Regions from separate parts of the Mus musculus genome. Here region 1 is linked to region 2. The links are chromatin loops, found by intact Hi-C in ENCODE. Cell type or tissue: gastrocnemius. All regions are shown on one strand. Links, peaks and the distances in the headings refer to the core of each region. The heading gives the core; the rest is flanking DNA.

Region 1 (5,181 bases), core at 626-4,625, 180 kb after region 2:
CTTCTTGAAGCAACTCCGAGAGCTGGACAAGCAGCTGGTGAAGCAGCGGCGACAGGCCGGGCCAGGGGACAGTGACCTAGGGCTGTAGGGGGCCTCCTCAGAGAGGATCAGAGACCCTGGCACCCAGAGCAGAAGGCTGAAGCACGTCTGCAAGGAGGCTTTGGTGGGCAGGGAGATGAGACAGTGAAACCAAAGGCTGGGCGCAGCAGGGAGGATGCCCGCTGTCTCCTCCAGTCTAGTTCTTTGCCTCATGGTAGGCCAAGTCAGCTGCAGGGGGATCTGGGTAAGGAAAAGGTACCGCTCTCCACAATCTCCTGTCTTTAAGTTGGAAGCAAAAAAAGGTTTCCTTTGTTTGGGCTGTTTTTTGTTTTGTTTTAATGTGTGGGTACTGTGTTGTGATTAAATGCTTGGCTCTGAAAGGGAAAAATCATGTTATTATAAAAAGATAAAAAAATAGAGCTTGATTTTTTTTTTCAACCACAGAAATTTGCCTGGTAAGCTGTGTTACAGGACAGGCCTTAGGACTTGGGAGGAAGCCTGGACAGAATCACATTTCTTATTCAGTGCAGTCCATGTACATGTGCGCAGGCACCTGGCAGGGGTAGGCATGGTGTCCTGAGCCTCTGAACAGAAATGCCTTTCCTTGCATCGCCATAGCCAGAGCTGCCAGCATCCAAGTGGGTTGTGGTAAATTTAGACAGGGAAGAGTGTAACCTCACAATTTGGGAGAAAAGGAGAGGCAGGGCACTTAGTTTTAGGGGACCAGAATACTCCTTTGCCTTCAGTAAGGGTAGCAGGGAGGTTTGTTTTTTTTTACTCACACCGCAGATGTGTGGTTTGCATGGAACGGGGGGGGGGGGGGGGGGGAGGGGGGAAGCAGCCAGATGAGCTGAGTTAAGCTGGCACCTGATGGTCATTCTTCACTCTTGAGAAAGCAGCAGCAGCAGCAGCAGCAGCACAACCCCGCATGTGGGCTTCCAGAACCAGCAGCCCTGAGAAGATGGAACCTAGAGAGAGGCTGCTGAGAGAGGACACCAGCAGTGGAGCATCATGAACGACAGCGTCCTGGAGAAAGTGTGTGTGTGTGTGTGTCTAATGCCTGCTGGAGAAGGATAGGAAGGGCCCATGTCTTCAGTGTGAACTAAAAAATCCAAGACATGTTCTTACTGTAGGGTGCTGGAGTCCAGGGCAGCTGGGTAAAGTCATCCAGGTCACTGTGACTCCTGGGGAAGCTGTTTTACTTTCATGCCACCTGTAGCTTGGGACCTTGTGGACAGGTTGGTTTCCAGGAATTCTGAGGATGCTCTGGGTGCCCTTAGTTCAGGAGAAGGCTGGGTCCTCTCTTAACATAGGTAAGGGAGATTACCAGAGACTCACTTAACAGTTACAATATTGGTTTCCTAATAAGTTTAAAAAACCAAAACATTGCCACAACGTTGCGAAGGCAACAGGCAAAGCTGTACCGCCAACACACCGAGTCACCTGCTCTTGTCAGGCAGCAAGACTGGAGACAGTGCTCATTGGGCCAGGTGCTTGGCTGGACAAAGCAGGGCTCTCATGGTTCTGAGGGAGAGAACACTGGAGTGGTAGAGGCCAGCAGATGGACTCCATGATGACCCACACTTGGTGTCCTATGAGCCAAGGGCTCCTGGGGTAGGAACCCAGGGTCAAAGTCGTTCCTACTTAGGCGTTTCATCAGAGCATCCTGCTGGCTCCTTTTGACCTCAGCTCTGTTGGTCTCATCTATTCAGTATCCAGACAAGTCAGCATTTCTATTTTCATGACATACTCGCTGAAGGTGAACGCACATGTAGGATAGAACATACATAGTCCCACTCAGGATTTTCTGGAGCCACTGTCCCCGTACCTCATACCACATCCCCCCTTTCCCTGGAGTGGAGTCCTTTTGAAGCAGAGAACCTAGTGTTAGCTGTCTGGTCCTGCTGACTCCTGGAATTTAGAAGTAGGAGAATGGAGGAACAGAAAGTTTAGTGTTTAAAGACTTCATAAGCAACGTTTTCGTTTGGTTAAAAAGCATTATTGAGATTTATAGTACATTCTAAAACCGATTAAGCAAATTACAAAGTGCAGATGGTAATAAAATGCAGTGTGGGATACGGGAGATGAAATGGTGGGGAGAGGCCACCTCAGACAAGTTAGTGGGGTGTTGGGAAGGAACCTGCTTTCTCTTGTGCTCTCAAATAAACTCGAAGTTAACCGGGGAAGGCCACTTCTTACTGTAAAATAAGGCGTGCTCAAGCCAAATGGGGCTGGTAAGCACACAGAGGGCCAAGCTGGCCTGCCTTTTATCCTTAACGCAAGGGGGAGCTTGGCTGCTCCACTGGCTGAGGTTCAAAATCTCACAGTCTACCCTAGCCTGGCTAATTTGGAAAGCATAGAGAAGGAAATGAAGGAAAGAGGAAACCGGCAAGAGCCAAGGCCTTTACTTCAAAGTTTTACAGAGCAGGGGAGATGAAAAGATTTGAAAAAAAGTTTTACAAGGTGGGGGTGACCTAGGGAATATTGGCTCTTGGTGGGTTAGCCACCTTTGATAGAAAAAAAATCCCAAGCAGCTCATTTCTCACTGAGAAACCTTTATTGCTAGGAGGGTCTGAGAAAGCCTCTCACTGCCTGAGCAGCCCAGGCTGGTTTTGAATTCCTGACCTATGCTGGAGAGTTGACTCAGTGGTGAAGAACACCCAGGTTTGGTTCCCAGCACACACACGGTGGCTCACAACTGCCTGCAACTCCAGTTCCAGGGGACCCAAAGTCTCTTCTGGCTTCCATGGGTACCAGGGACACACATACAGTGCAGGCAAAACACTCCTATACTTAATATAAAAACAAAACCTTTAAGAAATAATCCATAGCTCTCTTCCTCAGTAGGAAAGAGGGAACCTGAGAACACACGGGGGAGCTGGCACTTGGTGCACACAGCCTTGAGGGGGCAGAAGATTCTAGAAATTTGACTTGGAATCTTGAGGCGGAAGAAATGCTCAAGACCAGAGGGAAATAACGTTCTGGGTATCAGTGGGTAAAGGAGGAAGACACAGGAAAGCCACCCCAGAAAGATGGCAGGAGGCTGCATCTGGGTTCGAGTCCTCCAACAAAGGATCCCGCATTCACTGAGCAGTACAGATTTTATGGCAGAGACGTGACAAGTTCGGGCCATTTCAGACTCGTGTTTAGGAGAGCTGATTCCGGTCATCTGGATAGATTGCAGCTTTACAATTTGTAGCTGGGTGAGTTGGGGGCAATTAACTTTGTTGTGTTCCTCCCACTCCTGGGCAGTGTGTGTAGTTTATGGGGGCGGAGTGCTGACAAAGGCAGTCTGGGTCACTATTTCTAACAGTATGTTGGCAAGCAAGGCCTGCATACCTGGGTAGGCACCATGTGAGCTATTTAAGTGCCGTTGGCATCAGATGATCACTCTTACAAAGGAGAGAACATATTGCTGGTTTTAAAGATGAGGGCTATCAGAGGATTCCAGTCTAAAAGCAGTCATGTCCAGTTATGACAGATCTAAGCCATCTCCCAGTGTCACAAGGAACCACTGTGCTGATCTGGCAGGTGTGGAACAGCTACTAGCACTTGATCCATAAGCTCCCTTGGACTGTGAAACAAGCAAGAGGGCAAAGGTCTGATTGATTGACAGGCTACTGTCAAAGGGAAATGGGAGTGCCTATACCCCCAAAGACACAAGATACTAAATTAGCACATAAAAAGTGGAGGAGGGGGTTTCAGTAGGGTTCCTAGACACACAACAGCTTCCTGCCAGATGTGCAGCGCTGGGACCCTCAGCCACTCCCATCTGCTCTAGCAATCAATCCAGACAAACGGCACAGCATCATCTGCTGCTCAGAAGACGGACAGCATGCTTTCTTTCTCTCAAAATTACATTTTGCTCTCGCTTTGCCTTCTTTGAAGCCTCCCTCATCCATTTGAGAGATTACTCCACTGGCTTGTTGGGAGCAGATGGCTCAAAGGTAAAATGTGGATGTTAACCCCACCGTACACTCATAGAAAGCAAGCAAGGGCAAGAGCACCGGGGTGGCCTTTTGCGCTGGTGTGGATGCACTGCTCTGCCTGCTTGAGGCCAAGTTATGGACGGTTTGACCTGCAGAGTTTCAAGCGCCTGCTTAGATGCCTTGCAAACTTAGTGAGCCAAACGCATACAGGTAACAAGCCAAGAATTTACTTCTAAATTTGTTGCTCAAGTAAGCAAATATTTTAACTCACAGTCAAAACTTTCTCTGAATGCCATGGAATGTGTATAAGCATTCATGTTGTGTGTGTTACTATAAACACTAAAGAAAACATACAATCATTCACAACAGAGTAAAACCTCCACACTTTGGAAAAGACTTGAATCTTGAGACATACCACCATGAGTCAGAAGCTTGTGACTTGTCTTTAAAAAAAAAAAAGCAAGCAGCTTGCTAGTGTGGTACCAGGCCTCTGGGGCTTTACACGTGCTTGGCACAAAGGAAGCAAATGGATTATCTATGTGGGAGCTCTGGGCAAAATGAAGATCAAAGTCAAAAAGAAAAAACCAAACTCACTTTATTTAAAGACAATGATTGGCATACAGAAGGTATGCACCAGCATAAAGTCAACTTTCATGGAAAAGCATTAAAATCCATTATAAATTAATTTATTAAATAGGTATTTGGTATAGGTGATGGTTTTATTAGATAGTACTCATTCATACTTATTGCCAACCCCTCCCCCAAAGTCAAAACAAATCAGAAAAAAAAAATCTCATAACTTCAATTTACACTAAATAATTTATTTCCCCCATCGTGTATGTGTTCTGAAATGTGACACATGACACAGCTCAGCTGGTCATTCTCCATCAATCATAACATGACAGGACACGAGAGGCTAGAAATGGCTCATCATAATTTATTTTATGTTAAAATGTACAGCTTTTGTTTTTTTGTTTTTGCTTTTTCTTTTTTTTGAAGTAACTGACTAAAAAGAGAACAGGTAGATACAAGAGTCCCGCTGGCTCCTATTTTATACAAGGCCGCGCCCGCCTCTCCTGCTTGGCCCTTACTGTCACCTGTCCAGGTACAAAGGCTAAAAAAGGACGCAATAGAAACAGACACAAATAACTTTTCTGCTTTTTTACATGCGATTTGTAAGCTTAGTTTGAGCTATTCACAAGCTACTTTTCTA
Region 2 (5,181 bases), core at 778-4,777:
ATAGCAGAGCCAGGGCCAAGGGAAAGTAAGTGTCTTTGTGCAATGCAGCTCTCCAGGCAGGAGGCAGAGAGGGAGGGGTGAGCCTGAACACAGGAGGGCGGGGGGTCTCACAGCTGAAGAGCTTCACAGGACTCAATTCTACTCCAGGCTAGAGACCTGCCCCTCAGCCATTCCAACCCCTCTCCAGTCATGTCTGCCAGGGTTGAGAGGGGTTGTAGTTGGTTATCTCCAGGGAGGGACTTGTGCAAGCCATCGGCAGGAACCTTCTACAGGTGAGCAAGTTAGGAGGAAGGAAGCTGGTCTCCTCCCCAGGGGCTCACAGCCACCCCAAAATTCCCAACACAGAACAGCGACAGGGCTACAGTGCCTCAACCTGATTTACCTCATAAAGAACCGTGGTACTTGGGCACGTGGGGAAGGGGTTGGGTGTTCCTACCCACGTCTGCTGCTCTATCGGGTTCTACTTCCCATCAAAAGTCCCACCAGCCCTCTTCCCCTGACCATGCTCCTCAGCAGGAGGAAGAACCAGTGAGGCTGACGTGGGCTTTCTACTCCATCAGGCCAAGTTCCCTAGGGAGGGCTGGGGCAACAGCTTCATGTTAGGCCTGCCTGCCTGCCTGCCTGCCTGCCTGGGACTCAGTATTTCTATACTGCAAGTACTGCGACCACGTTGGCTTGTCAGTAAATTCATTAGCCCATTACATAGGCTTGAATTATTCAGTTCTCAGGAGTCAGCCACAGAAATTCAGGGAGCACAGCTGATGTGGGCTTTAGTGGGATGGATGAAGTCGGTGCTGGCCATGCCTGGTACCATGATACTGGTTCTGGGCCAGAGAGGTGGCTGGGACTGGAAGACACTGGAGATCTGACCAGTGGCCCTGGGTGGTCCTAGAGGTCGGGAAGTCTAATGAGAGGTCCTTCCCTCTGAGCACTCCACTGAGCATGTCTCTGGGGCGATACCTGTTTCATCCAGGAACAACACATCTAACCTCCACCCTTTCCCAGCTTTGTGACCTTCAGATAATTACTGGCCTTTCTGAGTCTTCAGTATCTTTGTGTGTGTGTGTGTGTGTGTGTGTGTGTGTGTGTGTATGCTAGATGTTCCCAGTAACTATTCTTTCCTTTAACTTTGCAAGTGATTTGTCATAATTACAAACATAAAAACAATTTGTTGGCAGAAGTATGACCATGTGGCTGTGGTCAGAAGAGGAATAGTAGAGGTCTATAGGGACCCTTCAGAATGTTGTTCTGTTTATGAAAAGAAGGAAGTGAGTCCCGTTTTGTCCCTTCCTATTTCCTGATTATCTGAGGAAGATAATTTGTAATGGCCGGAGCTCAAGCAGCTATCTTGCCCCAAAGAGAAGCCACGTGATGAGGAAGGCATTTCCTGCAGGATAGTGTGGTCCTTAAAAAATTGTTAAGTCCTGAAACTAAAACATCTGAGTTCAAATCCTTACTCTGCTACTTATACGCTGTGCAATGTGGGACAAGCTGCTTTACCCGTCTGTGTTTCGGCTCTCACATCTATGAGATGGGGCTAAAATGGTACCTGTCCCTGTAGACTAACGGTATGAGGATTAAAGGGGCCAATAGGAAATCCTAAGGAGTGATGGGGACGCGGTAAGTATTAACTGCTTTGTCCTGTTTACACACCTGGCAGGATTCCCTGGACCGCTGTGAAGTTCCACTTCAGAAACCTTGCCAGGGATATTGTGAGGTCCAGCTAGGGTAGAAGCAGCTTTCTCTGCAAGGGAAAAAGAAATATCAAGGACCCTTGCCGGCGTGGTGGCACACACTGTAAGCAGGAAGCAGAAGCAGGTGGCTCTCTGTGAATTCGAGGCTAACCTGGATTACACAGTAAAACCCTGTCTCAGATGAGAGATGAGAGAGGGTAGAAGGGGACAATCAGGACTAGAGAAGAAAAAGGAAAAGGAAAACCGTAACTGGAGCAGTTGCCAGCAGGGGGCGTGCATGCTCCTCTTTCTAGACTGGCTCATTCCGGTGCCAAGTTGCAGCCACCCCTAGAGTGGCTGGTTTTGGGTGGGCACTTTGAGTGGGCAATACTTCCTGGGGGGCTTAGCGCAGTAGCATTGAAGCCTCCCCGCAGCTCCTCTCTCCACGCTGAGATGATGCTGGCCTCTGCCTGCGTCTTCCTTCCTAGAAAAGACGACAGACACTTTTCTCAGAAACTCCTACAGGCACGGGAGCTGGCTACAGATGCCAGCAAACGTGGAAGACCTGTCAAGTGGTGATCCAGGAGAAGGGGAATGTGAATGTTCGGCGGTGGTTGTGGTGGAATCTCCCGGAGCTATGAGGGCTGTGGTAGGCGCTGGGTTTTAATTAGAGCAATCTTATGGTAGGACATCCCAGCCTGAGCCTCTGGGCCTCTTCCACGTGCTATTTGGAGAGACTTCTGTTGTTTGTAGTAAAGTCGAACCTGATGTTTGCCACAAGGTGGCGCTGTGGCTTGTTATCAGAAGACCCTGCCTGGCACACTGTCCTTTCTGAATCTGCTCATTGGAGGAAAGAGGCAAGGGGAGGCCAGCCTCCTTATAACCATTCGGGGAAGCCTGGAGTTTGGGCCAGGCAAAAATCTGACCCCAAGGCTTCTACCGTCGATGTTACTCTTTGGATCATTATCTTAACCGGCAAAAGATGCTAAAGTTCCTAGCCAGCTCACCTGAAAACGGGGAGATAACGAAGACTTCACATGAGTCCCTGGAAGCAAAGGAGAAGGCAGAGAAATCAGAGGCATCAGAAGACGCCATGACTGGCCTCCAAGGTGGATAACTCTCAAAAGAAGGACGTGAGTTGTGCAGACAACTCCCGCGCTTAGAGGAGAGGCCCCCCTCACTCTGAGAACTGCCATCCTCGGGAGATCCTGAGTATACAGTGCTGACCTCACAAGGGTTCCTTCCCTCACAGACTCAGGTCCATGCACTGGTATTTTTAAGCTACTGGGTTTGTGGATATTCATAATACAGCAATAGAAAACGCCATACCCACGGCAGTCAGTGACAATACATGTAAAAAACCAAGTTAGCGAAAGCAGCATGGTGATGGACCCTGTAATTCCGACACTTGAGAGTCTAAGGTGAGAAGAACAGAAGATCAAGGATAGCCTGGGATATACAGGGAGAGGCCATCTTGAAAGGGGGTCAGATTTCAGAGTTCTGGGTCCATAGTCATTCAGCAAGGTGCTGTGTGTGGACATGCTGGCCCTGTGCCTCGTGGTGGCAGGGGGAGTTGCCACAGGCTGTTTACTTCGTGAAGAATGGGAAGCAGAAACAGAAGGAAAGGTGGGTCCCAATATTCGCTTCCTTGCCACACCCACAATGACCCAGCTTTCTGTAACTAAGCTCCACCTTCAGTATCCCCAAACACAGGCAGCTCTAAGAGCCAAACCGTCACAATCCCATTTTATCCATCTGAGAGGTTCTGAGCTCAGGCAGGCTGGGGTCACTGGGGTCCCACAGTTGAACCTAGGTCTATCTAACTCTGGAGTCCGTTACTGCTTCCCTATCTGGCCTCTCAAACGAGGAGGAAACTGAAGCACTTTGGGTGTTGCCAGTGCCAGCTGCCCAGTATCCAAGCACAGAAGGTGCCCCAGTTGCTGGGTTCCTCCCCGGTCAATTTGAGGAACCCAAGAAACCCGTTCTATGGTCTACCTCCCTCCTCAGTCCACTAGGGTTCCCCAGAGGCTCAGCCTGACCTCCCAAAGCCTCAAATTAAGATGCGTTACTTTCCCAACTTTCCCTTCAGAATCTGGCAGTCCCGGCCCGGACATGGGGAAGCCAAGCTGCAAGCTTCTCTGAGAAACAGGGGCAGGACGCCCTGGGAATCCACCCAAGAATATCTTCACAGCCCAGGATAAAGGGAAACTAACCAAATATGGAAAGGGCCCTGGAGGGCCCAGAGGGACGAAGAAGGTTCCTGGGGGCCACAGAGGGACGGGAAGCCAGCAACCCTGAGGGATTCTACTTCGCGCTGTGACTTCTCTTTGCACTAGGAATGAGTAGGAGCCCCTGTGAGCTGAATCAGTCACAGTTCAAATAGGTTGACTGACAATGTTTAAAACAACAAACCCAGATGTTTGTAAGAATTCAAACAAAGACCCAGAAGCCCCGGCCACACTGGGCCATCTTTCTATCTCGCAGTGAGTACTGAGTGGCTCCGGTATCCTCTGGTGGAACATGAGCACTGTAGTGACAGCCCCCATGGGGCCCTATCGCCCTCCCCTGACTTGTCTCACCAGCCTGGCTCCTGGAGACACAAGTTCCCAGTCCTCCGGTTCAATTGAACCTTCTGCCTTCACTTGGTGCCCTGTCCTAGCCAGGCTACTGCGGGGTAGGGCGCTGGCTCTGAAGGAGACAAGCCCACCTGATGTCAGCAGGGCTGGAAGAAGCAGAATTCGGAAGGCATGGGGCAGAAGCACAAGGGTCTGTCCCAGCCCTGTGTCTATGAACAGCTATGACCCAATTTGGCCAGACATGCCCATTTATCTGCATGCACCCAGTTCCGAACCCACTGCCAAAGAAAGGGATCAAACCCTGCCTTGACTTTAGACTCAGCCTCCTACAACAAGGCCCTGCAAAAGATCGAGAGGCACTGTCCCTGCATAGGAAGAGACAAGAGATGAAGACCAAAAGGAGAGGGAGGTGGGAAAATTAAATTTTGCGTGATCAGCAAGGTTTCAAACAATCGCTCGCCAGCTGAAGTGGGTGCCACGTGAATAAGTCATTCTGTTTTATAGACCATTAGGGTCTCCAGAGAGAATCTGCATAGAGACCAGTGCTTTCTGTTGAAATTAAAATGTCAGAGAAAAAGAAATAGAACAAAACAGGGAATCTGCAATTAATTACCAGGCCATAAAAATTCAATAATCAGGAGGCAGAGCGGCCACAGGCCCAGAGGTATCAGAGCCAGCGTAACAGGAATGGAAGGCATTAATCTTTTCAAATTAGTTTTTTAATCTGACTGGGATATATGGTGACATGGCTCCCTCCTCGCCCGCTTCCCCCACCTCCACCGCTCCTGCCTGGAGCCAGGTTGCAGGAGGAAGGCTGTGAGATGCACTGAGAACTTGCAAGCCATCCCGGTCCCCAGATATGGGGAAGAGGGCTCCGGCTAAGGACAAGGACTCGGTGCCACAAGCCCGCTGAAGAGGCCTAGCGGGGACAC

The links. Hi-C counts contacts between places; a loop is a spot of excess contacts. Peaks named below come from ENCODE experiments on the same cell type or tissue, not always from the same donor. Only the 100,000 strongest peaks of a DNase experiment are listed, where the experiment ranks them.
Region 1: a loop joins it to region 2, with 5 times the contacts of the local background. A loop is called at or near these places in 6 of 42 quality-filtered maps.

The regions. Positions count from the first base shown.
Region 1 is chr14:21,671,838-21,677,018 of GRCm38, reverse strand. It overlaps Kat6b (K(lysine) acetyltransferase 6B), which reads right to left. Exons shown (of 17, transcript NM_017479.3): 17 at 4,541-5,181. It overlaps Dupd1 (dual specificity phosphatase and pro isomerase domain containing 1), which reads left to right. Exons shown (of 4, transcript NM_001013826.2): 4 at 1-447. The coding sequence ends at 88. Among named protein-coding and RNA genes, the nearest start is that of Dupd1, 40 kb to the left of the region's middle. RefSeq lists an enhancer at 1,319-3,579. In gastrocnemius, for the core only: no CTCF peak of the experiment used is centred there; a DNase peak (open chromatin) is centred at 2,321; H3K27ac peaks cover 139 bases.
Region 2 is chr14:21,850,810-21,855,990 of GRCm38, reverse strand. A430057M04Rik (RIKEN cDNA A430057M04 gene) reads right to left here. Exons shown (of 3, transcript NM_176925.3): 3 at 1-2,157. The coding sequence ends at 1,994. Among named protein-coding and RNA genes, the nearest start is that of Comtd1, 4.5 kb to the right of the region's middle. In gastrocnemius, for the core only: CTCF peaks have their summits at 1,961 (motif pointing right) and 2,458 (motif pointing right); DNase peaks (open chromatin) are centred at 1,722, 1,971, 2,457 and 3,766; H3K4me3 peaks cover 1,475 bases; H3K27ac peaks cover 3,007 bases.